2 separate regions of the Mus musculus genome follow, and region 2 is linked to region 1. Evidence: chromatin loops called from intact Hi-C (ENCODE). Cell type or tissue: left cerebral cortex. All regions are shown on one strand. Each heading gives the region's core, and the rest is flanking DNA. Links, peaks and the distances in the headings are about the cores only.

The links. Hi-C counts contacts between places; a loop is a spot of excess contacts. Peaks named below come from ENCODE experiments on the same cell type or tissue, not always from the same donor. Only the 100,000 strongest peaks of a DNase experiment are listed, where the experiment ranks them.
Region 2: it touches region 1 in a loop (27-fold over the local background); 22 of 42 quality-filtered maps call a loop at or near these places.

Annotation. Positions count from the first base shown.
Region 1 is chrX:20,150,143-20,166,228 of GRCm38, reverse strand. It overlaps Slc9a7 (solute carrier family 9 (sodium/hydrogen exchanger), member 7), which reads left to right. Exons shown (of 17, transcript NM_177353.4): 6 at 116-221; 7 at 1,158-1,299; 8 at 3,690-3,795; 9 at 3,997-4,085; 10 at 4,188-4,301; 11 at 6,486-6,597; 12 at 7,261-7,414. Among named protein-coding and RNA genes, the nearest start is that of Chst7, 99 kb to the right of the region's middle. In left cerebral cortex, for the core only: a CTCF peak has its summit at 8,481 (motif pointing right); DNase peaks (open chromatin) are centred at 5,786 and 8,520; H3K27ac peaks cover 144 bases.
Region 2 is chrX:20,012,384-20,028,469 of GRCm38, reverse strand. No RefSeq gene overlaps it. Among named protein-coding and RNA genes, the nearest start is that of Chst7, 39 kb to the left of the region's middle. In left cerebral cortex, for the core only: a CTCF peak has its summit at 7,332 (motif pointing left); a DNase peak (open chromatin) is centred at 7,321.

The sequences.
Region 1 (16,086 bases), core at 5,524-10,523:
GGCTACCAAGTCACCTTGTCCCACTTAATATATAAAATAGCTTCTAAAAATCTGGAGCCAGTGGTTTAAGAGCAGAAACCAAAACTAATTTCTGTGCTTTGGGCATGCATTTCAGTGACTGTGCTGGCAATCTTTAACGAACTACATGCAGATGTGGATCTTTATGCTCTTCTGTTTGGAGAGAGTGTCCTGAATGATGCAGTTGCCATTGTACTATCCTCGTAAGTAACTATTTTTGTAGGGTTGGGGGAGGAGGCAGGTGGGCTAATGTTTCTGGCTCTGTCCCTCAGCAGCATTCAGGATGCTGACACCAGCATAGCATGGTGGCTGCAGCTTAAATTAAATGTATTTTCTCTGGTCAGTGCTTGGCAGACCATGTTTATTGATATTTTCAGTTACAGAGAGTCTATCTTCCAGGAATACAGTTTAAGACTGCTAGTGAATGCTTGAAATCATGGATGATAATGAACCCTGTTTATGATATTCCCACATATACATGCATATATACATATATAAAAACAAATACATACCTATGATAAACTTCAGTGTATAAATTAGACAAATGGAAAGTTAGCAATAACTAATAATAAAGTAGAACAATTATAATAATGTGTTTTAATTGTTAAAAGTTGTGCTTAATTGTATTTTCATCTTTTTACTTATATGTGACACTTTATGGTTTCTCTTTGTCAGATCCAAAATGTCAGCAACACTACTCTTTCTCTTTGGAAGCATTACCAAGTAAAATAAAGGTTGTTTGTACATAAGTGCTGCAGTCTGATAACCTCAACACATTGTTTCTAAGGAACTAATAGTCAAGTAGCATATACTGTAGGAATATATTCACAAAGTAATGATTCAAGTCATGGGCAGATTCAGCCAGATGATTTGAGGTTTCATTATGCGATTGAGAAGAGTATACAATTTAGAACTTATAAATAGTTTATTTCTGGAATTTCCTACTTGATATTCTTAGACTGAGGTGACCTTGGGGAACTAGAACTATGGAAACTAAAATAGTCAAGGAGGGTGGGGGTGGGGCCTGCTCACTGTTCCGTGTTGTAAAACCAGTGTGGTCTTTTAAAAAAAAAACTAACTCTCTCTCTCTCTCTCTCTCTCTCTCTCTCTCTCTCTCTCTCTCTCTCTTTCCTCTACAGGTCTATTGTTGCCTATCAACCAGCAGGACTAAACACTCATGCGTTTGATGCTGCTGCCTTTTTTAAGTCAGTTGGCATTTTCCTAGGTATATTTAGTGGCTCTTTTACCATGGGAGCTGTAACTGGTGTTGTTACTGCTCTAATATCCTTTTTAAAAAAATGTTTTGGCCCCTGCCTTGCTACACATATATATTAGGTTTGCAAAGAGCAAGTTCTCAGTTCCTGCTTTCAGATCAGAATCTTAGATTGATCGTTCTCTTGAGACGTGGTACTACCGATAAGATGGGTCATGCGTAGTGATTGAGCCCCCAAGTAAGAATCTGAGAAAAACCTCTAGGAAATTGGACTCTCCGAGTTATAGAAAAATTGGTAGTGAAATGGGGGAGGGTATTGGGGTGTACATGATCAAAGTACATTGTTAGCATGTATGAAATTGTTAAAGGATAAGTAAAATAAATTCTGTCCAAAGAGAATGCGAGGAAGGATGGAAAATGCAATCAAACATATATACAATGAAACATAATATACCAAATAAAAATTTAAAGATGGGGAATTTAACTCTCTTTGTCCTTACCTCTGCTGCTTCTCCCCCTTTCTTATAACGCAGTTGGGACGTCAATCATAGGGCTGAAGAGAGTGAGGAATCCAGAGGAGGCTTATAATCAGTGGCCACTAGTTGGACAGCACTTTAGCCTGGTGCTGTCTGCTGTTCAGGTAGCCATAACTAGCCTGGAGCCATTGATGGGAATTACTAGACTTCCTATTGTACAGTCCATTGCAAAAAAGATGGTATGATATTTAGTTTCAAACAAGCAAACAAAAGGAGAAAAACATGGAAAGAGTTGGCAGTTCCTTTACATATGTGCTGAATCTTCTATCACAATACCCTCTTTGATTGGCATTACTAATGAGTGTAATACATAAGATATCCATTTTACATGCAGCCAGTAATGATGTGGAAAAATTATTAGTGAAATTTTAGTTATTTTGTTTTTGTTCTAGTCTTTGAGACATGTGTCTTTTGCTCTTTGTAAAATCTCAGGTATACCTAACTAACTACATTTTAAGTGTTGAGAAACCACAAGTAGCCAGTAGTTTCTATGTCAGTAGCACAAATTAAGATAGGTTTGTTTAAAGACCCTGGTACTGAGGGTTTAATTGCTCAGTGAACTTATTTGTGACTTGGTTTTACACACACACACATATTAGTTTGCAAAGAGCAAGTTCTCAGTTCCTGCTTTCAGATCAGAATCTTAGATTGATCGTTCTTTTGATGGTGTACTGAATGGCAGTAGGAGAAGGGAGATCCCTGGTGTTCTTAAAAGTAGACCCCAGCACCTCATTGTTGTCTCAGAAGTTACAGACTTCTTCTCTTTTGTCCCATACCTGGATCAGGTCTTAATGATCCATGGGGATCAGAGCCTGACGAGTCTGTCTTCCCAGGCCTGCCTAAGGCCTTCCAGCTCTATGAGGACTAACCTGTCAAGTCAAACCTGTAGCAACATATTTACTCATAGCATCATAATAATTCATGTACTATCCAACCCACCCATTTAGGGTACATAATTCTATTTCTTTGAATTCCTTACTTTACTAAGTTTAAAAACACAATATATAGTAAAAATTGCTTCAGTACACAATTTAGTTATTAAGTACAGGAGCCAGCAAGATGGCACAATAGTTATGGGCTTTTGCCACCAAGCCTAATGACTTGAGCTTGATCCCTGGAGCCTATGTGGTGAAAGAAAACTACTTCCTACAAGATATCCTCTGACCTTTACATGCTTGCTTAGCACGAACATGTGTATCACACACACACACACACGTGAACTGTTTCACACTAAATTCCCTGTATTGTCTAGGCATTCCTGCTACCTGTTCCAAGAATGCTATTCCTCATCTCAGACAGGCCCTCTGTGCCAATTCAACAGGAATTCTGCACTCTGGCTCTGGTCCTGGTAACCTGTATTCTACTGGAAGGTTTCTTTAATTTGTATGGTAGAGGAATGATCAAATATAGGACCTCTAATGTGATAGGCAAGTGCTTACAATTCATCTACAGTACCAGTAACCAGAAAGCTTAATTTTTAATTTATGTTACTTCAAAATTGAGCCGGGTGTGGTTGTGTCACCTTTAATCCTAGCACTTGGAAGGTAGAGGCCAGTGGATCTCTGTGAGTTTAAGGCCAATCTGATATGCACAGTGAGTTCCAGGCCAGCCAAGGCTACACAGAAAAACCCTGTCTCAAAAAGAAAGGAAGGAAATAAATAAATAAACAAGCAAGCAAACAAATTAATAAATATCTGGTCAGGGATGTGTGGCCCAATGGTGGATGGAGTACTAGCATAGCATATTTTGGGCTCTTAAGTTCCATCCCAACATTGTAACATTTAAAATAAGAGATAAGACCCTCCAAGGATGTATAGGGAATGGCTGGCCCTCAGAGAGGGGGCTCTCAGACTAAAAGAATAGGGATCTCAAGTGTCCCTGCTGCCCCTGCCCAGAGCTGCTGTCCTTAACCTGGTGCTGACGTGACCAAGTTTACTAAGCTGCACTGCTTCCCCCTGCTGGAGACAGCGCTTTTTTTCCTGATGTCCTGGAGTACCTTTCTCCTGGCGGAAGCCTGTGGGTTTACAGGTAGGTTTACTGCTGGGCTGCAGCAGGGCCTGTAAGAGAGGGAGGGAGAGAGGAAAAGAGGGAGGAGCAGATGAAAGGCGGTAGGGGGAGGGAGGGAAGGAGGATTGGAGTTAGGCAAGTCTCGCATGCCATGGATTTTCATGTCAGTAGATTTTTTTGGTCTCGTCTTTCCCATTGACGTTTAGAAACTCTTTTTGACAGGTGTTGTAGCTGTCCTTTTCTGTGGGATTACACAAGCTCATTACACATATAACAACCTGTCAGTAGAATCTCGAAGTCGAAGCAAGCAGGTAAGAGTGGTCCTTGAGCCCGCTGGGCTGCCAAGTAGCTGGACAGGAGGAATGCAGCCAGGAATGCAGTGTTCACAGCCTCCCTTTTCCTTCTTCCTGCAGCTTTTTGAGGTGTTACACTTCCTGGCAGAGAACTTCATCTTTTCCTACATGGGCCTGGCACTGTTCACCTTCCAGAAACACGTTTTCAGCCCCATTTTCATCATCGGTGCTTTTGTATCCTTTTCCTATTTGACATTGTAGACAGAAGTGACCTCTGCTGGGAAAGGCATGCAACTACTAAGAGGATTCTGACTCTGATTAGAATGGGTAGCTGGGTCCGTTCTAGTTCAGTGTATTTGTAGTGGGGTAGGGAGTGGGGGTGGGAAGCTTCCTAAAGCTGAATATATTTGATTTCTAGGGCTGTCTTTTTTTTTCTGGCATTCTCTGTTCTAAGCTAGTGTTTGTTGGGCAGTCATTTGTTTTGTAGAGTTCTGTCCTGATTAGATCTAAAAGTCAATAACCATGCCAGACCCCAGAATTATTGTAGATATGCTATTGTCGCTATTGTCATGTCAGCTGTAACAGAGTCAGTTCCCTGGTTCTAGTGATTAGAAGGTTCCACTCTTCTTGCTCTCAGCTGCAGATTCTAGCTTGGGTAGCCCCAACCCATGCTGCCTTTGTGTGTGTGTAGACAGTGTCCATACTTTCAGCTAAGCTGCCCTGCCCCTTAGATTATGCTGGGAGAGACTTCTTTGTTTTTTCTAAAACAGGAAGGAAGAGAGGTTTGAAAGAAGGAAGAGATGAGGAAAAAAGAACAGATAAAAAACTGATAGAATTGAAGGGGAGGAGGAAGGAATGAGAAAGAGGATGAGAAGAAAAGATAAAACTTCTTTGACGTCAACCCTTGGGGATGTAATATTTCAGAAGTGGGGCATTTTGGGTGCTTGGGTTAGATAGGAGGGAGGGATGTGAGTGCCCTGGAGTGGCTCAGCAGCTGATGGCTTTGCTCACATGGTCTTAGATACCATTGTACTATTGTCACTGAAGTCACTTTTCTGGGGCAGGATTTTTAAGATCTGTTCCTATTGATTTTTTACATTTATTTATTTATTTATTTAGCCTTTTCAAGGCCTCATGGGAATCCTTAACTCTTCTAGAAAGAATGTTTTTTTTCTTCTGGGAATTTGGTTTCATGTGCAAGAGTGTAGGGCTGCCCCTCCTTAGCTGCTAGATAGTGACAGTGCCAGAATCCTAGTTAGGATCTTACTGAGTGGCTTCACATAGTCACTAAAAAACAGCTTAATTTCCGTGGGATTGGCTTTCCTTCACTAAGACTTGGCATGTTGCTTTGATTTGTATTTCCTGCATGGCATCCTGGAAGAGATAGTGGGAGGAGGGCCTTGTTTACAGATCAGGGCCTCTTGGCTGGGTGAGCCACATCCTCTGCGAGTCCAAAAAGGCTTCTGACCACTTGAGGCTTTTTCTTTCACCTCTGAGTAGAATGTGCTTTACAAGCACTGTCATTTCCTTTTGTTAACAACAAAATCAAACAAGGAAAGGAGAAAGAAAAAACAAAAAAGGCAGAAAAACACTTTGCACTTTACCCTGGAGGAAGTAGAAGATAGTTTGTCCCTGGCTTCTGTCTGAGACAGCTGTGGCTCCTGCAGCTGGTGCATTGCTGGACGGAAGCTCTGTTTGCTGGCTCCTGTCTGAGTTTCCTTCTCTGACCAGGGGATTGGGCAGCTCTCTCTGTTGGGTGCTGTTTAAACTTGGCAAGGAAAAGATGACCAGTTTCCCTGAATTCTTTGCTTTTCACAGCAGAACCCCTTTTTCTTATTCATCCTTTTCTACATTTTACACTCCCAAGGAGCAGTAAAGCTACATAAGCAGAGAACTCTCTCTGCGTTAATTTGTATGAGAGAATGTCTGTTTGTGGTAAGAATACGCAGTTTCTTCACTTCTAATTTTCCTGAGCTCCCTGGGCCTTGAACTCCCTGATGTTTGCTTGCAAATGAAGCTTGTTGGCTCTTTCCCAGCAAACTTTCTACAGTTCGAATCTAGGCTTACTTTTCTTTCTTGCCATTCTCTTTTAAATAGAGCCCAACATAGTGTGTGCTTCATTTAGCCCATGCTCCTGCTATCATACTTTAGATTATTTCTGGGCTCATTTTTTTGAGAAATTGAGGAATCTGCCAATACCAGTTCAGTTTAGTTCAAAAGTTACAATGTGTTTATAAGCTTGAAATTAATGAACTAAGAAGTAGAAAAGTTGACCAAATGACTCCCATTTTGTTGCTGAGGGATTGTTGTAGGGGGAAATCAAGCTTCTCTGAGTAGCTGCTCAAATTTTATGGTCAATCAGAGTGTTTTGAAGTGTCGTTCTGGAAATGTGTTGGCTCCTTATCACCTGGTGGTCAGGTTGCCATCTTCCTGGGAAGAGCTGCACATATCTACCCACTCTCCTTCTTCCTCAACTTGGGCAGAAGGCATAAGATTGGCTGGAATTTTCAACACATGATGATGTTTTCAGGTAAATATATATACATACATGTATATATAAAGAAAATACATTTTATTTAGCCAACAGTGATATGATTAAAATATAATCAACTGGGCTTGGTAGCACATATGTATAATCGCAGACTAGGAAGGGGGAGGTAAAAGGATCAGGAGTTCAAACATGCTTAGGTAAATATTAAATTTGAGGTCAGCCTGTGCTATATAAGACCCTGTCTCAAAAACCCTGCTACAGGTCAACCTGTCTTTTCACTATTCAGTGAGGTACTCTCTCCTTTGCTAAGAAAAATAACACCCTGTTTTCCACAAGTGTGCATCGGATATATTCATACTCAGCCAGCATTTCTGTTGACGGGATAGAAGACGTAGAGAGCTCGTTATTATGCATGTTTCTCTTTCTTTCATCTCACTAGCAAGAGAACCATTTAAATAGTAATAGTAGCCAGTGTTCTAGAATGTGCTGTACAAAATGGTGCTTTTTTTCTCATACTGGAAATTCTGTGAAAGCCAGCTGCAAAGAAGATTGCGCACTTCTAAGGCGATTCTCTCTGGGTTAGACATCCTGGCTCCCAGAGCATGTGGCTAGAACTTTTACCCCCACATGTGACAATTAATTTTGAGGAGTTGTTGCCATGTCCTCACATCACCAGAAGACCTTCCTGTTTGGTTGCCACAGGCCTGAGAGGAGCGATGGCATTTGCACTGGCTATCCGTGACACGGCATCGTATGCCCGCCAGATGATGTTCACAACCACACTGCTCATTGTCTTCTTCACTGTGTGGGTCATTGGTGGAGGCACGACACCCATGTTGTCATGGCTCAATATAAGGTCAGTTTATAACCAAATCAATCTTGTGTCTGAATGTGTCAGTTGTCACTATCCTTGAGAATGTTCAGTGTGCCATGCAGGCTGTACTGGTGAAAGGTTTTCATTCTTTTGGCTTAAGCAATGTGTGTGTGTGTGTTTGAGAGTGTATTTTTTTAAATTAAAATTTGAAGTATGGAGATTTTACAGGATACAAAATTTCATTGAATTCTAAAAAAAGAAAACAATCAAAATAGTCAGCACACACAGGAAATTAGGATGAGCTGGCTCTGACCAGGACAGTGACTTTTGTAGAACAGTTCAAAGTCTTAAAGCTACAGGAAAAAAGGAACAGACATGTAGCCCTGGTGATGTTTCCTGTCTCTTTGTGGTGGAAGCTGGGCCCAGAAGTAGAAGCTCCCTAGCCAGACATTAAAAGACTCAAGTAGAGTTCCCCCCTCCTTAGGAATTTGTACACCATGCCTCTCCTTGCTTCTGGGAGAGAGAGAGAGAGAGAGAGAGAGAGAGAGAGAGAGAGAGAGAGAGAGAGAGAGAGAGAGTAAGAGTGAGTTAGTTTTCTATGTAACCCTCATCTATCATAGCCTTGTGACATCTTTTGTATGTGGTTTTGTCAGGACAGAAGGATGTTGACCAGTTTCTTTCTTTTTCTTTTTTCTTGACCCTCCTGCTTCTACTTCCCAACCACTAGGATTAGAGGCAACTGTCCCCATACCCAGACTCAGGAAATTTTTTTATGAAGGGTGTTTGACTTCTATATTGTGATCTATAGCACCATATAGTCAAAAAGTCACTGACTGAAACAGGAGTCCAGAGACCCACAGCCCAACAATGACTGATCTCTGATCTCTCATGTGTTTGAGGTCCAATTTTCCTCAACGTGAAATGAAGCCTTATGCCAGAGTACAGCCAGGGTTCCCCACATCCAAGTGTTAACTCTGCCTCTGCATTCTGTGTTGCTGAATGTACTCTGGCCACCTGTTGTAGTTTTACCTTTGCACAGGGTGACTATGACCCTTCAACCAGGCATTGGGAAATGAAAATGCCTGAAGAGTCACTCTCTAAAAAGCCACAAGGTGGCGATATATATCTTTCTGTGTTGGTGTTCAGCTTGTTTTCTCTCCTCTGCCAAAGACACTTGAAGCTCCTATATACTGCCAAGGAGAAAAACAGGATTTGAGAGAATAGCTGTTTCCATCTGAGCTGGAAAGGATTAGTGACGATAGGCAGGGATTCCTGGGTTTGGCTATTGCCAGTTATGCCATTTTTGTGCTAGTGTGTCTCAGCTTGCAAATCAAGGCAAGGGCGTCTTGGTGACAATCAGTATCCTCACTAATGCTTTCATTGCACGTGCCGTTTGCATTTCCATGTTAATATATTGGTTCTCACAACATCCCCATAGTGGAGATAATATGGTCTCTGCCCCGGTTGTAGAGTCTTGAGAGGATGAGGCAGGATTGGAATCCGAGAAGTCTTACCATGGCTTGTACACAGTATTGTCCATCAATAAGAGGGGTGTGGTGCTAAAAATTGCTTTCCTCATAACATTTGGAGTGCTTAGAAATTCAACTTCCTAGCTTTGATACTATGGGTTGGATTAAGGAACACAGTCCACCATCCAGTGGAAAAAGACAGCATTTTCAACAAATGGTGCTGGCACAACTGGCAGTTATCATGCAGAAGAATGCGAATTGATCCATTCCTATATCCTTGTACTAAGGTCAAATCTAAGTGGATCAAGGAACTCCACATAAAACCAGAGACACTGAAACTTATAGAGGAGAAAGTGGGGGAAAGCCTCAAAGATATGGGCACAGGGGAAAAATTCCTGAACAGAACAGCAATGGCTTGTGCTGTAAGATCGAGAATTGACAAATGGGACCTCATAAAATTGCAAAGTTTCTGTAAGGCAAAAGACACCATCAATAAGACAAAAAGGCCACCAACAGATTGGGAAAGGATTTTTACCTATCCTAAATCAGATAGGGGACTAATATCCAATATATATAAAGAACTCAAGAAGGTGGACTCCAGAAAATCAAATAACACCATTAAAAAATGGGGCTGAGAGCTAAACAAAAAATTCTCACCTGAGGAATACCGAATGGCTGAAAAGCACCTGAAAAACTGTTCAGCATCCTTAATCATCAGGGAAATGCAAATCAAAACAACCCTGAGATTCCACCTCACACCAGTCACAATGGCTAAGATCAAAAATTCAGGTGACAGCAGATGCTGGCGTGGATGTGGAGAAAGAGAAACACTCCTCCATTGTTGGTGGGATTGCAAGCTTGTACAACCACTCTGGAAATCAGTCTGGCGGTTCCTCAGAAAATTGGACATAGTACTACCGGAGGATCCCACTATACCTCTCCTGTGCATATATCCAGAAGATGTTCCAACCGGTAAGAAGGACACATGCTCCACTATGTTCATAGCAGCCTTATTTATAATAGCCAGAAGCTGGAAAGAACCCAGATGCCCCTCAACAGAGGAATGGATACAGAAAATGTGGTACATTTACACAATGGAGTACTACTCAGCTATTAAAAAGAATGAATTTATGAAATTCCTAGGCAAATGGATGGACCTGGAGGCCATTATCCTGAATGAGGTAACCCAATCACAAAAGAACTTAAATGATATGTACTCACTGATAAGTGGATATTAGCCCAGAAACTTAGAATATCCAAGATAGAAGATACAATTTGCTAAACATATGAAGCTCTTGAAGAACGAAGACCAAGGTGTGGATACTTTTCCCCTTCTTGGAATTGGGAGCAAGGCACCCATGGAAGGAGCTACAGAGACAGAGTTTGGAGCTGAGACTAAAGGATGGACCATCTAGAGACTGCCATACCCGGGGATCCATCCCATAATCAGCCTCCAAATGCTGACACCATTGCATACACTAGCAAGATTTTGCTGAAAGGACCCTGATATAGCTGTCTTTTGTGAGACTATGCCCAGGCGTAGCAATGACATAAGTGGTTGCTCACAGTCAGCTATTGGATGGATCACAGGGTCCCCAATGGAGGAGCTGGAGGAAGTACCCAGGGAGCTGGGGGGATCTTCCACCCTATAGGTGGAACAACAATATGAACTAACCAGTACCCCCTCCCCCCCACCAGAGCTCGTGTCTCTAGCTGCATATGTATCAGAAGATGCCCTGGTCGGTCATCAGTGGAAAGAGAGGCCCATTGTTTGTGCAGACCTTATATGCCTCAGTACAGGGGAACGCCAGCGCCAAGAGGTGGGAGTGGGTGGGGGTGGGAGGGTGGGGGGGGACTTTTGGTATAGCATTTGAAATGTAAATGAAATAAATACCTAATAATAATAATAATAATGAACAAAAACATAAAAACAAACAGAAAAAAAAGAAACACAGCCCATTCTTGGGAATATGGACCTGAAGAAAGAAAATATACTTATGTGGCTTTCAATTTGAGACACCAGTCTTTGTTCTTTGTAGCAGCATGAGGACAAGACACTGCGATTGACACTGTGTATCATGTATAACCCTGAGAGTCTTTGCATTCTGTGACCTGTGAAGTTATTTTATGCCAGATTTCAGATTTTGGAGTAGGGGTGCTCATCTTGTGTAGAGAATTATTAGATAGGTAATAAATAATTTTGTAATTTCTTCAGACACTCTGATATTTGTACTCATTGGGCTTTTGAAAATATTGAATAATACTATAAGCTATATGAATGATACTATGTTATATGAATAATAGCTATGTTGAATAATAAAATATAGCTATAATACTATATATACTATATTGAGGAGTTTTTGAAAACTTGAAGTCTTATAATTAATTTCTCATTCCATTCATAAAAATTCACTTATGTATTCAGAAAACATTCACAGTTATACCTAATTTTATATGAGTACTTTAAAGCATCTCCCTTAATTATATAAAGGCTCCAGGCTTCTCATTTTTTTGCTATTCCCAGGAATTGTAGAGAACACAAACTTCAAAGATGCATTAAAAACTATAACTCACCATCATGTAACTAGGAACAAAGGCAAAATATCTGACTTTATTAATGCTAGTGATAGAACTCAAGGCTTCAAGCATGCTAGGCAAGTGCTGTTCCAGTGAGACATATCCCCATGATCTAACCTCTTTAATCCCTTCTTTACCTACAGAACATATATCATGAATATATAATTGGGTTTTTGAAATTTTGTTCCTGACCTCCCTATGGATAATAAACCTTGCAGATGCTGAAGGTTTTTATAAAAGTGGGGTAGTATTTGTCCAGAACCCATGCCCATCATCTCAAACACATTAAATGATATCAAAAAGCTTTTGAGATTTCCTACAGTGTAAATGTTATATAAACAACTATAGTACCATGCTGTTTTGAGAATTATGACAAGAGAAAAGATTTATATGCTCAGCACATAAGCAATTTTGGGAGATATTTTAAATCTTGGGTTGATTAGATTTCCAGACAGAGCTTATAGATATAAAGGGCCAACTGTACACAAAGCACAGAACAAGGCTTCTCAAGCAAGAAGTGTTGGTTATCAGACAGCTAATAAACAGGAGTTCATCATTTTCTTAGTCTCTCTGATATTGGTTGTATCTATCATGGAGTTTTGAAATGTTAATACTATGAAACTTATTAGGAGTTTTTGAAAACTTTGAAGTGTATTACAGTTTATTTCTCATACCATTCATAAGACTTGCTTTTATGTATTCAGGGAGTACTCATATTTGTACTTGATTTTATGAGTCATTTAAAGTAGCTCCTTAAACTGTATAAAAGTTCCAGACTCCTCAGGAATTGTCTTGTCAGTCGCCTGACTTTTCATGGCCTGATTAAATTAAAAGTCCTTTGCTTTATTTTTCAACCCCAAAACATTTGTTACAAACAGAACCGAATAATTTTCCACTGAGAGTAGAAAGTTGACTTTTGGAACTTCCTCATTACCTTTTCCAAAAGTGGGCCATTAAAACAGTCTTACCTAAAGCTGAATTCTGACATGCACATGATGGCTCAACTAGGCTAGGAGCTGGTAAGAAGTGAGCAATGCTGTTTGAGCAGAAAAATCCACAGTTCCTATAATACCTCTGTTTTGCTTTTTAAAATACTATTTACTTTTTGATCCCTTCTCCATATAATTTTGTCATATCAACGACAGATAACACAGAGAAATAATAATCAGTCTTTGAGGTATGGGTGATCAAAACTTGTTATTATTTGTATTTTAGAAAAGATCATGGTAATGTCATGTGAGTTTCTTTTTAAATTATAAAATTTGAGGAATTGTCTCTCAGGTATCTTTCATATGTGAGCCAGAATATTTCAGAGCATAAAAGCTATGCAACATAATTTTTTGTTCTGAAATAATTATAGAATTCAGGGTATGCATTATGCATGTTTCCTGTGGTCCCATCTTACATAGTTGTACCATATCACAACCAGGAGCTGAAGTAGGTTTATGTGTGTAGTTTGATACTATTTTATAGAATCTAGGTTTTTGTAAGCACCACTGTGTTCAAGGTATAGAATTGTTCCAACATAAAGATATCCTTAGCTCCATTCTTTATGTCACACTCACTTCTTATCATTCCCTATCTCCAGCAACCTCTAATTTGTTCTCTGTCTCCATAATTTTCTCAGCTTGATAATTATAGAGCTCACGTCTTATATGATCTTTGAGATTGACTTTTTCTACCATTTAAAATACTACCTGTGAGATCCATTTAGGTCATTATACATGTCAAAGTTTGTTCCTTTTTATTTCTGGATAATACTCATGACATGAATGTATCAGGATCTGTTTAACTGTTCATACCTTAAAGGACATGTGGTTAGTTTCTAGTTTAAAATTATTATAAATAAATCAACTGTGAATATTTCTGGGTAAGTTTTTATATTAATGTGGACATTCATATATCTCAGATACAGGTTCTGGAACATGATTGACAGATGAGATACTAACAGTTTTCCAGAGTGGCTGTATGTTGTGGTAAATCTCCAACCCAAATATGCCCCGGCAGTGAAAACACAACACAGTTAATATGATTACATGCTGTGTGCCTAGATTGGACAGATCTACCGCTACACTACCATCTTCCACATCTATGAGACCCCTTAGAACTTGCAGTTTCTCCAGGCCATGTGCTTCTGCTCTGCTTTTCTTCCTCTTCCTCTCCTTCCTCCTCCTCCTCTTCTTTTTTCAGAATTGTAGATATTCTTATTTTATTTCATATAAATTTTAGAAAAAGTGTTTCTGTAGCTAGACATGCTTATAATTCCAACAATTAGAAGGCTGAAGCAGGAAGTCAAGGCTAGCCTAAGATGTATACAGAGAACTTGCCTGAAAAATTGAATAAAAGAAAAGTAAATAAAGTCTTGCCATGCTTTTCATAGGAATTGTATTTTGCATATTATGAACTGGGACCATTAGCATCTTCATCACGTTGTGCCCTCCAATCTCTGAATGCTTCCCAATTTCTTTTAACCTTCTTTGGTTTCTTTATATTAGTATTTTGTCATTTTAGCATAAAATGCCAAGCAAGTTTTATTAGATTTATATTCTGCCACCTTGCTGATTCCTTTTTTAGTTCTTGAAAGTGTTTGATGTGTATATAGTATTTAGGATTTTCTACACAGTTAAAAATTTCTGGATTATTTGCATAACTATGCAAAGTGAAATAGTTTTATTTTGTTCTTTTCAACCAACGTGCCCTTGGCTTTCTTTTCATGCATTATTGCTTTGGTTGACTGTCTTAGTTAGGGTTTTACTGCTGTGTACAGACACCATGACCAAGGCAAGTCTTATAAAAAACAACATTTAATTGGGACTGGCTTATAGGTTCAGAGGTTCAGTCCATTATCATCAAGGTGAGAACATGGCAGTATCTAGGCAGGCATGGCACAGGAGGAGCTGAGAGTTCTATGTCTTCATCCAAAGGCTGCTAGTGGAAGACTGACTTCCAGTCAACTAGGGTGAGGATCTTATACCCACACCCACAGTGACACACCCATTCCAACCAGGTCACACCTATTCCAACAAGGCCACACCTCCAGATGGTACCACTCCCTGGTCCAAGGATATACAAACCATCACATTGACTTTCAGTATTGTGTATAATAAAAGTATTGTTAGTGGGTGTTATCATCCAGATCCTAACATTAAAGGGACATTTTATCATTGGGTGTCATTGTAGCTTGCAATGTTTTTGTAGCTATTCATCAGCAGATTGAGTAACTTTCTATCTCATATTTAGTTTATTTTTTTAATATTTTTTATTAGGTATTTTCCTCATTTACATTTCCAATGCTATCCCAAAAGTCCCCCATATCCCCCCTCCCACTCCCCTACCCACCCACTCCCACCTTTTGGCCCTAGCGTTCCCCTGTACTGGGGCATATAAAGTTTGCAAGTCCAATGGGCCTCTCTTTCCAGTGAAGGCCAGCTAGGCCATCTTTTGATACATATGCAGCTAGAGACACGAGCTCTGGGGGTACTGGTTAGTTCATAATGTTGTTCCACCTATAGGGTTGCAGATCCCTTTAGCTCCTTGGGTATTTCCTCTAGCTCCTCCATTGGGGGCCCTGTGATCCATCCAATAGCTGACTGTGAGCATGCACTTCTGTGTTTCCTAGGCCACGGTGTAGTCTCACTAGAGACAGCTGTATCAGGGTCCTATCAGCAAAATCTTGCTAGTGTATGCAATGGTGTCAGCGTTTGGAGGCTGATTATGGGATGGATCCCTGGATATGGCAGTCTCTAGATGGTCCATCCTTTCGTCACAGCTCCAAACTTTGTCTCTGTAACTCGTTCCATGGGTGTTTTGTTTCCATTTCTAAGAAGGGGCAAAGTGTCCACACTTTGGTCTTCGTTCTTCTTGAGTTTCATGTGTTTCGCAAATTGTAACTTATATCTTGGGTATTCTAAGTTTCTGGGTTAATATCTACTTATCAGTGAGTACATATCATTTGAGTTCTTTTGTGATTGGGTTACCTCACTCAGGACAATGCCCTCCAGGTCCAACCATTTGCCTAGGAATTTTATAAATTCATTCTTTTTAATAGCTGAGTAGTACTCCATTGTGTAAATGTACCACATTTTTTGTATCCATTCCTCTGTTGAGGGGCATCTGGGTTCTTTCCAGCTCCTGGCTATTATAAATAAGGCTGCTATGAACATAGTGGAACATGTTTCTTTCTTACTAGTTGGAACATCTTCTGGATATATGCCCAGGAGAGGTATTGCGGGATCCTCCGGTAGTTCCATGTCCAATTTTCTGAGAAACTGCCAGACTGATTTCCAGAGTGGTTGTACAAGCTTGCATCTGCTGTCACCTGAATTTTTGATCTTAGCCATTCTGACTGGTGTGAGATGGAATCTCAGGGTTGTTTTGATTTGCATTTCCCTGATGATTAAGGATGCTGAACAGTTTTTCAGGTGTTTCTCAGCCATTCGGTATTCCTCAGGTGAGAAGTTTTTGTTTAGCTCTCAGCCCCATTTTTTAATTGGGTTGTTTGATTTTCTGGAGTCCACCTTCTTGAGTTCTTTATATATATTGGATATTAGTCCCCTATCTGATTTAGGATAGGTAAAGATCCTTTCCCAATCTGTTGGTGGCCTTTTTTTCTTATTGATCGTGTCTTTTGCCTTACAGAAGCTTTGCAGTTTCATGAGGTCCCATTTG
Region 2 (16,086 bases), core at 4,537-9,536, 140 kb after region 1:
ATGACACTGGGGTAGGCTTTGAGCTTCAAAAGCCTACATCAGACCCAGTGTCTTTCTCTTCTCCTGCTGCCAGCAGATCTGGATGTAGAACTCTCAACTACTTCTTTAGCACCATGTCTGCCTGCATGCCACCATGCTTCCTGCTATAATGACAACAGACTAGACTTTGGAACCTGTATGCCAGCCCCAATTAAATTCTTTCTTTTATAAAGGTTGTTGTCATTATGATGTCTCTTTATAGCAATAGAACATTGGCTAAGACTGTAAAAAAAGAATTTTTCTGTTCAAACCCAGTGATGATAGAAAGAGAAAGATGACTCCTGCTAGCTGTTCCTGATTTCTATATGCTCTCTCTCTCTCTTTCTCTCTCTCTCTCTCTCTCTCTCATACACACACACACCACACAATCAATGAAAATAAATAAATTAAAATATAATAAAATCTGGATGTAGCTGAATATCACAAAAATTTTTCAAAAGGTGCTTTTTAGGAAATGAAAATACAGGCTTGTGGCCATCAAGATGGCTTGGTGGTAACGTGTTGGCCATGTAAGCAGGAGGATCTGAATATCCATGCCCAACATCTGCATACAAGCCCAGTATGGGAGACACAGGCAGTTCTCCAGAGCTCTTTGACCAGCTAGCCCCACTGAATCCATAAGCTTCAGGTTCAGTGAAAGACTCTGTCTCAAAACAAAACAAAAAAGCAAGATGTAGAGAAATTGAGGAAGACACCTGACATTTTACCTAACTTTTATTTTTTCAAACACCTATCTTTAATGATGGTTCTTAAATGCTTTAACCTCCCTTGTAGCCTATCACCCATCAGAGGTAGTAGGATAGAAGGGATATGGGGGAAGGGGGTCTGTTTAGAAATGGTACTTTAGAGCAACTCCCATCTCTGTTGTCTGGAAATTGACAGTTCAGTTTACAGGTCAGCCGTGGCAGCTCTATTCACTTGCCAACACTTCACGAATATACCACAGTCCAGCTCAGTAGAGTCAGGATAGCAAACAGGAATCAGCAGTGGTGGCACTACCTAGGAGAGACAGCCAGGCCTCAGCCTCAACTTGAGTCAGCAGGAGGGACCAGGAGGAACACCTGGAGAAGATCTTGGCTGTGCCTTTCTTAGAGAAGTGAAAAATCAGTGAAGACTAGAGACCCACTAGCATTGCACAACTAGCTCTATCAGTGAGACAATCTCAGCCTCCGTCACTGTTCATCAAGTCCTATTTATACCCTCCAAACATTATGTGTCCTTCATGGGTCTTGCCTCAGTATGTGTCTTGCCTCAGCACATGCGTCTGTCTCAGCTGACATCACTCAGCCAATCAGCCTGAGTCTACAAGAAACTGCAGCATACTACCAGAAAGTGTTTGTCTCTATGGAGTCTGGACAAATGTAGTCTGGACAACTACACAATATAAACTAAACTAATACATATGTATTGTTAACAAAAAAATCCTTCATCACATATCTTTTCATGTGCTTACTTTAGCAGAACATTCTTTTACTTGTGTCCACTTCAGTTAAATGTTCCTTCACGTGTTTGCCCCAGCAAAACACCATCCAACCGACTTTCCAAAGTACCCTTAAGTTTCCACTTCAGTCTCCCTATTCACTTACAGAGTTGCATGCACAAAGACATATATACTACACACATATAAAATAAAGAAATACATTAATAAACAAAAAGAAAATACAAGTTATATACTGGAAGAATATAAGCATAAATAAAATATCTCATAAAGGATTTGTAACCAGAACAGAGGGCTCTTAAAACAATGGGGAAAACAGCAACTAAAAAAAAAAAAAAACATAAGCAAACAATTTGAACATGCATCACACTAAACATAATTTTAATGCCTATAAGGACTTAAACAAGACATCTAAGATTGATGGCAAAATGCAAATTAAAGCCACTATGAGGGCTAGACTGATAGCTTAGTTAATAAAATAAAGTCTTGTATGCATAAAGACCTAAGTCTGATTAGCAGAATACATTTAAATTTGTCATTGTGTTGTGGTCTGTGCTTGTAATCCCAGAACTGGAGAGGCAGACAGGAGGACTTGTTAGTCAGGTAGCCTAATTGATGAGCTCTAGGCCAATGAAACACTTTGAAAGGTTTCCAGAATTTTTAGAATGACCCCCAAGGTTGTTTTCTTGCCTCCACACATGAGCAAACACATATGTGCATACATATATGCATAGGAACTAACGCCACAATGAAATACCACTGGCATCCTTGTTGCTCAAATTTTCAAACTATGACAAATATCTGGGGGGAAAAGACAAGTAAAGAGGAGAAAATTGTTTTCCTCATTTACCAAATATTCCAGTTCAGTGTCAGCTAGATTCTTGGCTTTGGGTTTGATGTGAGGCAGAATGCTATAGCAGATAAAAAGAATGTGATAGAGGAGATGGCTTGTATCATGGCAGCCAGAAATCAGAAAGAGATATAAACAGAAAGGGGTCAGAGACAAGACATAGCCCCTCTGATGACTAATCTTTGTTGTCAATTTGCCTAATTTGGGATCAACTAAAGTCCAAGCAGCTGAGCATGGCTATAAGAGATTTTCTTGATAAGATCTTTTGGAATGGGAAGATCCATCCCAATCATGGGCCATACCTTCTGGTGTCAGCTACATTAAAGAAAATGGAAGAAAAAAATAAAACGTTTACTATTTGCCTGCCTACCCTCATTCTTACTGACAAGTTCATCTACCTTGTTGCTGAGACATTCATTCATTGGTATTAGAAACTATATCTCCAAAATTCAAACAGAGACTGAAGAGCAGTTGAGACATTCAGCTTTGTGGACTGAACTACTATAGGATTCTTGGCCTTTCCATTGGGAGACAGCCATTTTTTGATGAGCTGGACCACAATCCATAAGCCATTATAATAAATCCATGCATATGCACATATATGAATATTTCTACTATAAATACATATATTTGAACATATACATTCATTCTATCCATCAGATCTGTTCCTCTAGAGAATCTGGACTAATATAGCCCTCAGACCATGCCCCCAAGTAGATTACTTTCTCCAACTGGGCCCATGCCCCCCTCTCCAAAAGTTTCTATTACTTCCGAATAAGACCATTATATTATGAATCCATCAATGAATCAACACACATGGGGACCAAGCCTTCACCCCACAAGTTTTTGTAGAGTAACTTAAGATGCAAACCATAATTCACCTCTTATAATCACTTAAAAACTTAATAATCCCAAGCTGCCCTTGAACTCAGATACTCCTGCCTCTGCCTTTTTAGTATGTCCTACAGGCTTGCTGCTTGAGCCACCGGGAAGGGGAGAGGAAGGGGAAGGGGAACACTTATGTGACCCATTTGTTGCATGCCTACACATTTAAACAAAAACTTATGCTCACATACAATACTATGTACAAATATTTCTAACAGCATTAGTCATAACTGCTAAAAAAAAAAAAAGTGAAATCAATCCTAATGTCATTCACCTGGCAAAGAGAGAAACAAACTGTAGTTACCCACAGAAAGAATAAATTCAGGAAAAAAAGTAGCACACTCAGGCTAGCGAGATGGTTTTGTGATTAAGAACACTGGTTGCTTTTCTAGAGGATTTGGGTTAAATTTCCAGCAATCACATGGCAGCTCACAACTGTTTATAACTCCAGTTCCAGGGGATCTGACACCCTCATACAGACATACATATAGGCAAAACACCAATCTGCCACATGTGCACCATCCCCCCAGTAGCTCAAATGCAGTATTTTGTGTGATGAGACCAGGTTCCAAATCTCTATGATTCTATGGATATTATGTTCTAGAACATGAGTAAGTATACTGACAATGAACAGATTAGTGGTTGCCAAGAGTTAAGTAAAGGAAAGGACTATTGTCCGACATGTGTTGACCCCTGTGGTTTGAGGTTAGCCATTCTGATTGATGCAAGTTGGAATCTCAGGGTTGTTTTGATTTGCATTTCTCTGATCTCTAAGGACTTTGAACATTTCTTTAGGTGCTTCTCAGCCATTCTTCTCTGATCTCTAAGGACTTTGAACATTTCTTTAGGTGCTTCTCAGCCATTCGAGATTCCTCAGTTGTGAAATCTCGGTTTAGTTCTATACCCCATTTTTTGATTGGGTTGTTGGGATTAGGTCCTTGAGTTCTTTATATATTTTGGATATTAGCCCTCTATCGTATGTGGGATTAGTGAAGATTTTTTTCCCAATCTGTAGGTTGCCAATTTGTCTTATTGACTATGTCCTTTGGCTTACAGAAGCTTTCTAGTTTCATGAGGTCCCATTTATTAATTTTTGATGGTAGAGCATGAGCCATTGGAGTTTTGCTTAGGAAATTCCCCCCTGTGCCAATGAGTTCAAGGCTGTTTCCCACTTTCTCGTCTATTAGATTCAGTGTATCAGGTTTTATGTTGAAATCCTTGACCCACTTGGACTTGAGCTTTGTGCGAGGTGACAAATATGGGTCTATTTTCATTTTTCTACATTGTTCATATAAACTTTTCAACCCCTCAGAACATGCCTCAGTCCATCTTCCTTAAAGGCTGGCAGCTGCCTTTGGGCTTTTGTTTTGCTGAACAGAATATTAGGTCCTGCCAACTGCCAGGTGTGTTGCTCCTATTGTTCAGTATTTCATAGCACCAGATCCCCTAATGTTTCTTAAAGGTCTCAACCTTAACGCTTCCCCTCCTACCCCCCTCATCAACCCACAATGAATCTACACATTGTGTGATATATTATCTCACAATTTTTGGTTGAGACAATGTCTTACTAGATAGCCTAGTCTGGTCTTCAACTCCTAACAATATTTCTCACTCAATTTCCTAAGATTACAGATATGGGCTATTAGCAGAGCATCTACCAACTCCTCTTTTAAAAATATTTTAGATTTATCTATTCTAGATTATGTGTATAAAATTTTGTCTGTATGTCTGTATGTGTACTCTGTGTATATGACTCATGATCATAGCAATCAGAAGATCAATCATATCCTCTGGAATTGGAGTTCTGAGCTACAGATGGTTTGTAAGTCACCATCTACATTGTGCTGGAGATTGAACACAGGTCCTCTGTAAGAGAAATGAGTGCTGTAAACTACTGCCATCTCTCCAGGCACCATCTATCTCCCTCACCTTGTTTTTGATACAGTGCTTTTCTGTGTAACAGCCCTGGCTATCCTAGAACTCACTCTGAAGAGCAAGAGATCTTCCTACCTCTGCCTACTCACAGAGATCTACCTACCTCTGCCTCTTGAGTTCTGAGATTAAAGACATGTGCCACCACTGTTGAGTCTATCTTAATTAATTTGTCTGCTTCTATCTTCTACAGGTTCCACATTTGATATGAAGCTTTTAAGTAGACAAGATGACGGTATAGCTTTGCAATGCTGTCCTTATTTCTTAGTGCCTCTTGTAAGGATTATCACAGTCTGGCTCTGGTGTGTCTCTGCTGTCTCATTTCCTATTACTTCTCCATCCTACATTTTGGCTCTCTTGGCACATATTGCTTTTAACTCTCTGTATCATATCCAGAGTATTGTGGCATCCATAAAAAATTGTAAGATGTTTTGATACTTTTAAACCTGAATTCAAATTATTCACTCTGCCTAAAATACTGTCTCATAGACTGTGCTATTTCGCATAGATTTAGAAGTCTACATATAAAATAATTTTAGGATAATTGATGATTCATTTTATATAAGTGTTTTGCATAAATGAATGTATGTGTATTATATGCATGCCTAGTGCCAAAGGAGGCCAGAAGACAGCATTGAATCCTCTGGAACTGGAGTTACAGACAGTTATGAGATGCCATGTGGGTGCTGCGAATCGAACCCCGGTCTTCTGTAAGAGCACTGAGTACTCCTAACCACTACACCACAGTGAATTTTTAATAAATTTGTGGGCTGGAGATATGGCTCAGTGAGTAAGAGTGCTGGCTGAAGAAGCACGAGGACCTGCATTCATATTCCAGCACTCATGTTAAAAAACAGGAGCAGGAGACTTAAGACATAATACAGAAGTAAAGATAATTGTGTTCTTCCAGAGGATCTGGATTCAATTCTGTACATCAACACTACAGTTCACCCCCATCTGTAACTTCAGTTCCAGGGAATTCTTCACCCTCTTCTGACCTTTGCAGACACCAGGCATGTACATGGTGCACAGGCATACATGCAGATAAGCACTCATATAATAAAACTTTAAAAATGTTTCAAAGTGCTGGGCATGATCTTGTATGTACCTGTAACACCAGAGTTGTGGGAGGCAGAGACAGGAGGATTGGGGAAGTTTGCTGACTGCTAGCCTAGCTCCAAGTTCAGTGAGAGACCCTGTCCGGTCTCAAACGGTTAAGTTGTAAAGTGACAGAGCAGGGCTCTGCCCCTGCTCCATGTGGGTACATTCATCACACTCACATATACACACAAATTATGTTTAATTTCAAAATATCTTAGGATTCTGTACATCTTAGCAACCTCAGTGTACAATATTTTCTTTCCTTAAGTCAAGAATTTTCTCCTTACAACGTAGGTGAATGCTTCCAGTAGTTTCTCTTTGGTATGGCTGGCCTGCTCTTTGTTGCCAAACAGTGTTTGAACAAAGCAACATAATATTGTAGTAGATGATCTAATGACCCAGGTGGTTAATAAGAGACTTGCTGTCAGGTACAGCAGCCACTATGTATACACTTGTCCAAGGATGATTTATGTCTTCATGACAAAACAGGAAGACCCGTGTTTTAATCACAGTACTTAGAACATCATGCATAAGAATTTTTCTACTTAACATTTTTGGAAAGTGGTTGACTGAATGTAACTGAAATTGCAGGAAATATAAACTTACATGGAGTGGGGATGGGGATTATAATTCTAAAGAACTAATGAGAAAGACCAAGGGTGAGGAAACTTTGTTGAAGAAAGTAGTGAGAAGAAAACAGAGGAGCAATTATTGAAAGATTTGCCCATTTTTACATGTCCTGTTCTTCTATTTTTGCTAGTAACTAGGTATACGTGTGTGATCTGATACTAAATGAGACAGTATCTGACAAAAACCCTATGCAAACCAGGGATGGAAGAACTTGCAATTTTCTATTGCTTTTTAGAATTGTTCTTAGTATATATATATGTGTGTGTGTGTGTGTGTGTGTGTGTGTGTGTGTATGATAAATGTTACTTCTAAATCAATGACATTTTGTAAATGATTTCAAAGTGTTGGTAAAGGATAAAGGAAAATAAAGACAATTTCTAGTTTAGATATTTAAATATGCTTGAACAATTTCTCATGTCTTATAAAATGTCTCCATCTGCTGGGGGAAGTAAAGAGGTGCAATTCAGTTTGACTGACAGGCTATTTTATGTCCACATAATTATTTAGACTAGATTCTAGTGGGTGAAATTTTTGTTTGTAGCACGACAGACCACATCAGGCCAGCTGCTGTGGAGTTACAGGATCACACAACAAATAGTACTCAGTATTCTCCTGTGTTTGGGGCGATGTTTTCTTTAGTGAACAATTTAGCTAGAGTGCCCTTCAAAACATTTTAGGAATAAGCTTTCTGGAGGTGGGGAGGCCACACATTCTCTCTTTTTAATCCCCTTTCACTTAGGACTTAATATGGAAAAATTAGAAAATCAAATCAGCTACTACCAAAGTTGAGCTTTTAGAATGGCTTACAGATAAGCTTAACTAATTCCCCCCTCAAAAAGCCATGATAGGACTTAGGATGTAGTACACAGCCATACATGCAGACAAAAGACTCATTTAATAAAAATTTTAAAAAATGTTTTAAAGTGCTGGGCACTTTAATATATAGAATATTTAAAATCTGACCATGGCAGCATGAAAATGCAATTTCAGTCCTGGGGAGATAGAGCTATTCAGATTGCTGAGGCTCATTGGCCATGGGCCTGGCCTATGGCCAGTTCCAACCTATGATGCTTATTTATGAAAGATATTGTTTAATCTTATGAAAACCTATGGAACACAGCCTATGGTGTGCTCCAAGCTAGTGATAGCTTTTATTGAAAAAAAATCTGGACAGTGTCTAAGGAATGACACCTAGTATATCCTTTGGTTTACATATGCACACACATGCAGACATATACATCTAAAACCAACAAGATAGTAAAACAAAAACAAAATAAGTCAGGACTCTGGAAATTGGCCAAAAGAAGAACGAAAGTGATAGAAAGAAGCCAATTGTAAACACAGAACTTCTAAGCCTGATATACCACGCTCAGAAAGTTTCTTCTGCATTCAGGTGGTTGTGGGCCAGATTTTAGTGTCACATCTAGAGAATGACCATCTCTGGACAGAATTTCCTGTTTGGAGTCTTTATGAACACATACAGAATCTTGATTCTTGGGTATGGAAGGGATAAAATACACACAACATGAAATTTACCACTTGGTTTTTTTTTTTCTTTTTAGCTTTGATTTTATTTTAATGATATGTACAAGAGTTAACAAAGTACAGTTAAATGGAATTTGTTATGGTAATTCTACAGAACTTAAAAAAATGCAACACTGCATGGTAAAAACAGCTTCATTCATATGCAAAATATCCCTTTGAGACTCATGACAGTGCTTGGAAATTTCTGACATAAGCTTTTTGCAAAGAATATTTTAAAAACTGTAAAGATCTGATGACCAATTAGTGCAGTTTTAGGAAAAATAATAAACATTATTAGTAAAGATGTTACAGTGATTTATACCAGGTATAAACAGGGTTCAATGTAGTCTCATTAAATAAATGTTCAGTTAAGAAAATGGTTTTCAAAAAGATCTTATATTGAAGCCATATATGAATTTTGTTGAATCAGCTTATATAAATCAATAGTCAAGTCTATTCAGTTAAAGAAAATGGGACTATGCTTTCTTATACTAATAAACGCGTATGTATATATAGCCTATGTACAAGTGAAGAAAAGTTCTTTGTAAACAAAAACATACTGCCAATTCAGTTTCTAAGATTGAAATAGTTCTTTATCTACATATTAACTACATTGATAAAAATGTCTTATTTAAATCACATTCAACCACCATAAATAGTTAAGCTGAATATTGTTGTAAACAATAGAAAAACAAAATTTGTTTGTATTTTAAATTTCTTCACTGAGTAACAATCTACTTCTCAGCTTAGAATGCTTTATAAAGGCTTAACATTTAATTTTATCAAGTCCAAATCCCACTAAAGAGTAAACACAGTGAATGCTTTTCAAAGTGCATAATTCTCAAAGCTTCTACTTATAGTATTTATCCAATACTGGTTCATCAGCAAAAAGTAAAATGTGTTTAGCTATAAAATCACTAAGCTGCCCTTCCGGTTGGCGCCAGCACCATGGCACCTTGGGCACGGAGTCAGCGGACACCCCCAAGGTCCCCTAGAGGACTCTCCATGAGATCTTAGGACCACCCGTGAGTGGAACACAACTTCTGTTCCAATCCAATCGTGCGGGGCCTGAGACAGCATTAGTGAAGCAGGAAACCCAGCCTGACTAGGGTCACAAGTCCCTTCTGGTTGGCGCCAGCACAGGGTCACCTGGGCACAGAGTCAGTGGAAACATCCAAATTCCCTAGAGGACAGCTTCTGAGACAGACCCTGTTTCAGGCTCCAGACATCTGAGCACCTTCCCTGCCAGAGGAGAGGTGTCCGTCCTGCCTGGGTGGGCTTTGCTGGAGCACCCGGGGGAGCCATTTTGGTTCCTGGATCCCTCTGAGACTAGTCTGTGCAAGTGAGAGTGTAGACTACAGAAGCTAACAGCTTCTGTGAGAGGCCGAAGCAACACAGCTTTTGGGACAGGTCCTGTTTTGGGCCTTCATCTTCTGCCAGGAGGGAGGTCCAAACACCAGATAACTGTGTACCTTCCCTGTAAGAAGAGAGCTTGCCTACAAAGTGTGCTCTGACCACTGAAACTCAGAGGAGAGAGCTAGTCTCCCAGGTCAACTGATAGAGGCTAACAGAATCATGAGAGGAACAATCTCTAACCAGAGACAACTAAATCAACTAACTCCAGAGATTACCATATGGCAAAAGGCAAAGGTAAGAATCTTACTAACAGAAACAAAGACCACTCACAAACATCAGAACGCAGCATTCCCACCTCACCCAGTCCTGGGCACCCCAACACACCCAAAAAACTAGACCGGGATTTAAAAGCATATCTCATGATGATGGTAGAGGACATCAAGAAGGATTTTAATAACTCACTTAAAGAAATACAGGAGAACACAGCTAAAGAGTTACAAGTCCTTAAAGAAAACGAGGAAAACACATCGAAACAGGTGCTGGAAATGAACAAAACCATACTAGACCTAAAAGGGGAAGTGGACACAATAAAGAAAACCCAAAGCGAGCAAAGCTGAAGATAGAAAACTTAGGAAAGAAATCTGGAACCATAGATGCGAGTATCAGCAACAGAATACAAGAGATGGAAGAGAGAATCTCAGGTGCAGAAGATTCCATAGAGGACATCAGCACACAATCAAAGACAATGAAAAATGCAAAAAGATCATAACTCAAAACATCCAGGAAATCAAGGACACAACGAGAAGACCAAACCTAAGGATAATAGGAGTAGATGAGAATGAAGATTTTCAATTTAATGGGCCAGCAAATATCTTCAACAAAATTATAGAAGAAAACTTCCCAAACCTAAAGAAAGAGATGCCCATGAACATACAAGAAGCCTACAGAACTCCAAATAGACTGGACCAGAAAAGAAATTCCTCCAGACACATAATAATCAGAACAGCAAATGCACTAAATAAATATAGAGTATTAAAAGCAATAATGGAAAAAGGTCAAGTAATATATAAAGGCAGGCCTATCAGAATTACACCAGACTTTCCACCAGAGACTATGAAAGCCAGAGAATCCTGGACAGATGTTATACAGACACTAAGAGAACACAAATGCTAGCCCAGGCTACTATACTCAGCCAAACTTTCAGTTACCATAGATGGAGAAACCAAAGCATTCCACGACAAAACCAAATTCACACATTATCTTTCCACGAATCCAGCCCTTCAAAGGATAATAACAGAAAACAAAAACAAAACAAAACAAAAAAAAAACCAAAAACCAACACAAAGACAGAAACCATGCCCTAGAAAAAGCAAGAAAGTAATCCTTCAACAAACCAAAAAGAAGACAGCCACAAGAACAGAATGCCCATTCTAACAACAAAAATAATAGAAAGCAACAATTACTCTTCCTTAATCTCTCTCAATATCAATGGACTCAACTCCCCAATAAAAAGACATAGAATAACAGACTGGCTACACAAACAGGACCCAACATTTTGCTGCTTACAGGAAACCCATCTTAGGGAAAAAGACAGACACTACCTCAGAATGAAAGGCTGGAAAACAATTTTCCAAGCAAATGGTCTGAAGAAACAAGCTGGAGTAGCCATTCTAATATCGAATAAAATCAACTTCCAACCCAAAGTTATCAAAAAAGAGAAGGAGGGACACTTCATACTCATCAAAGGTAAAATCCTCCAAGAGGAACTCTCAATTCTGAATATCTATGCTCCAAATGCAAGAGCAGCCACATTCATTAAAGACACTTTAGTAAAGCTCACAGCACACATTTCACCTCACACAATAATAGCGGGAGACTTCAACACACCACTTTCATCAATGGACAGATAGTGGAAACAGAAACTAAACAGGGACACAGTGAAACTAATAGAAGTTATGAAACAAATGGACTTAACAGATATCTACAGAACATTTTATCCTAAAACAAAAGGATATACCTTCTTCTCAGTACCTCATGGTACCTGCTCCAAAACTGACCATATAATTGGTCTCAAAACAGGCCTCAACAGATACAAAAATATTGAAATTGTCCCATGCATCCTATCAGATCACCATGGACTAAGGCTGATCTTCAATAACAACATAAATAATAGAAAGCCAACATTCACGTGGAACTGAACAACACTCTTCTCAATGATACCTTGGTCAAGGATGGAATAAAGAAAGAAATTAAAGACTTTTTAGGGTTTAGTGAAAATGTAGTCACAATATACCCAAACTTATGGCACACAAATAAAAGCATTCCTAAGAGGAAAACTCATAGCTCTGAATGCCCCCTAAAAGAAACTAGGAAGAGCATGAACTACCAGCTTGACTGCACACCTAAAATCTCTAGAAGGAAAGGAAGCAAATTCACCCAAGAGGAATAGACTGCAGGAAATAATCAAACTCAGGAGTGAAATCAACCAATTGGAAACAAGAAGAACTATTCAAAGAATCAACCAAACAAGGAGCCGGTTCTTTGAGAAAATCAACAAGATAGATAAACCCTTAGCCAGACTCACTAGAGGGCACAGGGACAGCATCCTAATTGAGAAAATCAGAAATGAAAAGGGAGACATAAGAAAAGATCCTGAAGAAATCCAAAACACCATCAGATCCTTCTACAAAAGGCTATACTCAACAAAACTGGAAAACCTGGATGAAATGGACCAATTTCTAGACAGATACCAGGTACTAAAGTTAAATCAGGATCAGGTTAATGATCTAAACAGTCCTATATCCCCTAAAGAAATAGAAGCAGTCATCAATAGTCCCCCAACCAAAAACGGCCCAGGACCAGATGGGTTTAGTGCAGAGTTCTATCAGACCTTCAAAGAAGATCTAATTCCACTTCTTCACAAACTATTCCACAAAATAGGAGCAGAAGGTACTCTACCCAATTCATTCTATTAAACCACAATTACTCTGATACCTAAACCACAGAAAGACTGAGAACTTCAGACCAGTTTCCCTGATGGTTTCATTGCAGGGATGCATGGATGGTTTAATATAAGGAAATCCATCAACGTAATCCATTGAATAAACAAACTAAAAGACAAAAACCACATGATCATCTCATTAGATGCAGAGAAATCATTTGACAAAATCCAACACCCATTCATGATAAAAGTCTTGGAAAGATCAGGAATTCAAGGCCCATACCTAAACATGATAAAAGCAATCTACAGCAGGCCAGTAGGCAACATTAAAGTAAATGGCGAGAAGCTGGAAGCATTCCCACTAAAATCAGAGACTAGACAAGGCTGTCCACTTTCTCCCTACCTATTCAACATTGTACTTGAAGTCCTAGCCAGAGCAATTCGACAACAAAAGGAGATCAAGGGAATACAAATTGGAAAGGAAGAAGTCAAAATATCACTCTTTGCAGATGATATGATAGTATATATAAGTGACCTTAAAAATTCCACCAGAGAACTCCTAAACCTGATAAAGAGCTTCAGTGAAGTAGCTGGATATAAAATTAACTTAAACAAGTCAATGGCCTTTCTCTACACAAAGAATAAACAGGCTGAGAAAGAAATTAGGGAAACAACACCCTTCTCAATAGTCAGAAATAATATGAAATACCTTGGTGTGACTCTAAGGAAGTGAAAGATCTGTATGATAAAAACTTCAAGTCTCTGAAGAAAGAAATTAAAGAAGATCTCAGAAGGTGGAAAGATCTCCCATGCTCATGGATTTCCAGGATCAATATAGTAAAAATGGCTATCTTGCCAAAAGCAATCTAAAGATTCAATGCAATCCCCATCAAAATTCCAACTCAATTCTTCAACGAATTAGAAAGGGCAATCTTCAAATTCATCTGGAATAACAAAAAACCTAGGATATCAAAAACTCTTCTCAAGGATAAATGTACCTCTGCTGGAGTCACCATGCCTGACCTAGAGCTGTACTACAGAGCAATTGTGATAAAAACTGCATGGTACTGGTAGAGCGACAGACAAGTAGACCAATACAATAGAATTGAAGACTCAGAAATGAACCCACACACCTATGGTCTCTTGATCTTTGACAAGGGAGCTAAAACCATCCAGTGTCAAAAAGACAGCATTTTCCACAAATGGTGCTGGCACAACTGGTGGTTAACATGTAGAAGAATGTGAATTGATCAATTCTAATCTACTTGTATTAACGTCCAATCTAAGTGGATCAAGGAATTCCACATAAAACCAGAGACACTGAAACTTATAGAGGAAAATGTGGGAGAAACCCTCGAAGATGTGGGCACAGGGGGAAAATTCCTGAATAGAACAGCAATGGCTTGTGCTGTAAGATCAAGAATCGACAAATGGGACCTCATAAAATTGCAAAGCTTCTGTAAGGCATAAGACAACATCAATAAGACAAAAAGGCCACCAACATATTGGGAAAGGATCTTTACCCATCCTAAAGTAGATAGGGGACTAATATCCAATATATATAAAGAACTCAAGAAGGTGGACTCCAAAAAATCAAATAACCCCATTAAAAATGGGGTGCCGAGCTTAACAAAGTATTCTCACCTGAGGAATATCGAATGGCTGAGGAGCACCTGAAAACATGTTCAGCATCATTAATCATCAGGAAAATGCAAATCAAAACAACCCTGAGATTTCACCTCACACCAGTCAGAATGGCTAAAATAAAAAACTCAGGTGACAGCAGATGCTGGTGAGGATGTGGAGAAAGAGGAACACTCCTTCATTTTTGGTGGGATTGCAAGCTTGTACAACCACTCTGGAAATCAGTCTGGTGGTTCCTCATAAAATTGGACATAGTACTAACTGAGGATCCCACAATACCTCTCCTGGGCATATATCCAGAAGATGTTCCAACTGGTAAGAAGGACACATGCTCCACTATGTTCATAGCAGCCTTATTTATAATAGCCAGAAGCTGGAAAGAACCCAAATGCCCCTCAATAGAGGAATGAATACAGAAAATGAGGTACATTTACACAATGGAGTACTACTCAGCTATTAAAAAGAATGAATTTATGAAATTCCTAGGCAAATGGATGGACCTGGAGTGCATCATCCTGAGTGAGGTAACCCAATCACAGAAAAACTCACATGATATATACTCAGTGATAAGTGGATATTAGCCCAGATACTTAGAATACCCAAGATATAAGATACATTTTGTGAAACTCATGTAACTAAAGAAGAACAAAGACTAAATTTTGGACATTTTGCCCTTTGTTAGAATTAGGAACAAAACACCCATGGAAGGAGTTACAGAACACAGAAGTGCATGCTCACAGTCAGCTATCGGATGGATCACAGGGCCCCCATTGGAGGAGTTAGAGAAAGTAACCAAGGAGCTATAGGGATCTGCAACCCTATATGTGGAACATCAATATGAACTAACCAGTAACCCCCCCCCAAGAGCTCATGTCTCTAGCTGCATATGTATCAGAAGATGGCCTAGTAGGCCATCAGTGGAAAGAGAGGCCCATTGGTCATGCAAACTTTATATGCCTCAGTATAGGGGAATGCCAGGGCCAAGAAGTGGGAGTGTGTTGGTAGGGGAGTGTGGGGGGGGGGTATGGGGGACTTTTGGGATAGCACTGGAAATGTAAATGAAGAAAATACCTAATTAAAAAAACATAAAAAAACTACTAAGCAATGTTGTTGAAAAGGAAAGGCTATTTGGTATAAGTAAATAAAAATATAATTAGTTTAAAATGTTGTAAAGCTTTAATGAAAGAATATCAATACAGTGTCTTTCCTTAAAACTAGTGGTGTCCCATTCCTACCACCATTGGGCCTACATGTACCAGTATTCTAGTGCCCTGGTGCTCCAGAGCATACCTTTCCCACTCTGTTAAACTACTCCAAGTATGCTGCCACAGGGCCTTGGGTGTCCAAAGCTGATAGCAAGTTTTATTGCTGGGTGGAACAGAGAAGTAAGATGTGACAGCTTTGACCTTTGACCAGGAGGAATGGAGGACCAGAGATCTTAGGAATATATACATGTTTTAAAAATGTTGGCCTATTTATTTTTTTTTTATTTATTTATAGTACTGTTTAAATGAATTTCTGCAGGTCACAATTTTTAAAAAAAATTCCCAATTCAATTGTGTAGAAAAAGAAAGATATCTCCATCTGGATGTAAACAAAGCTTCCATGTAAACAAGATAAATTCCAAATTAATTGAAGAACTAAATATATGTTTGAAAAATTAGATAAAACATTAGGAGGGCATTTGCATATCTTTTCACAACACAAGGAACATATCTATTGACCCAGGCATCATAAAGAGGAAGT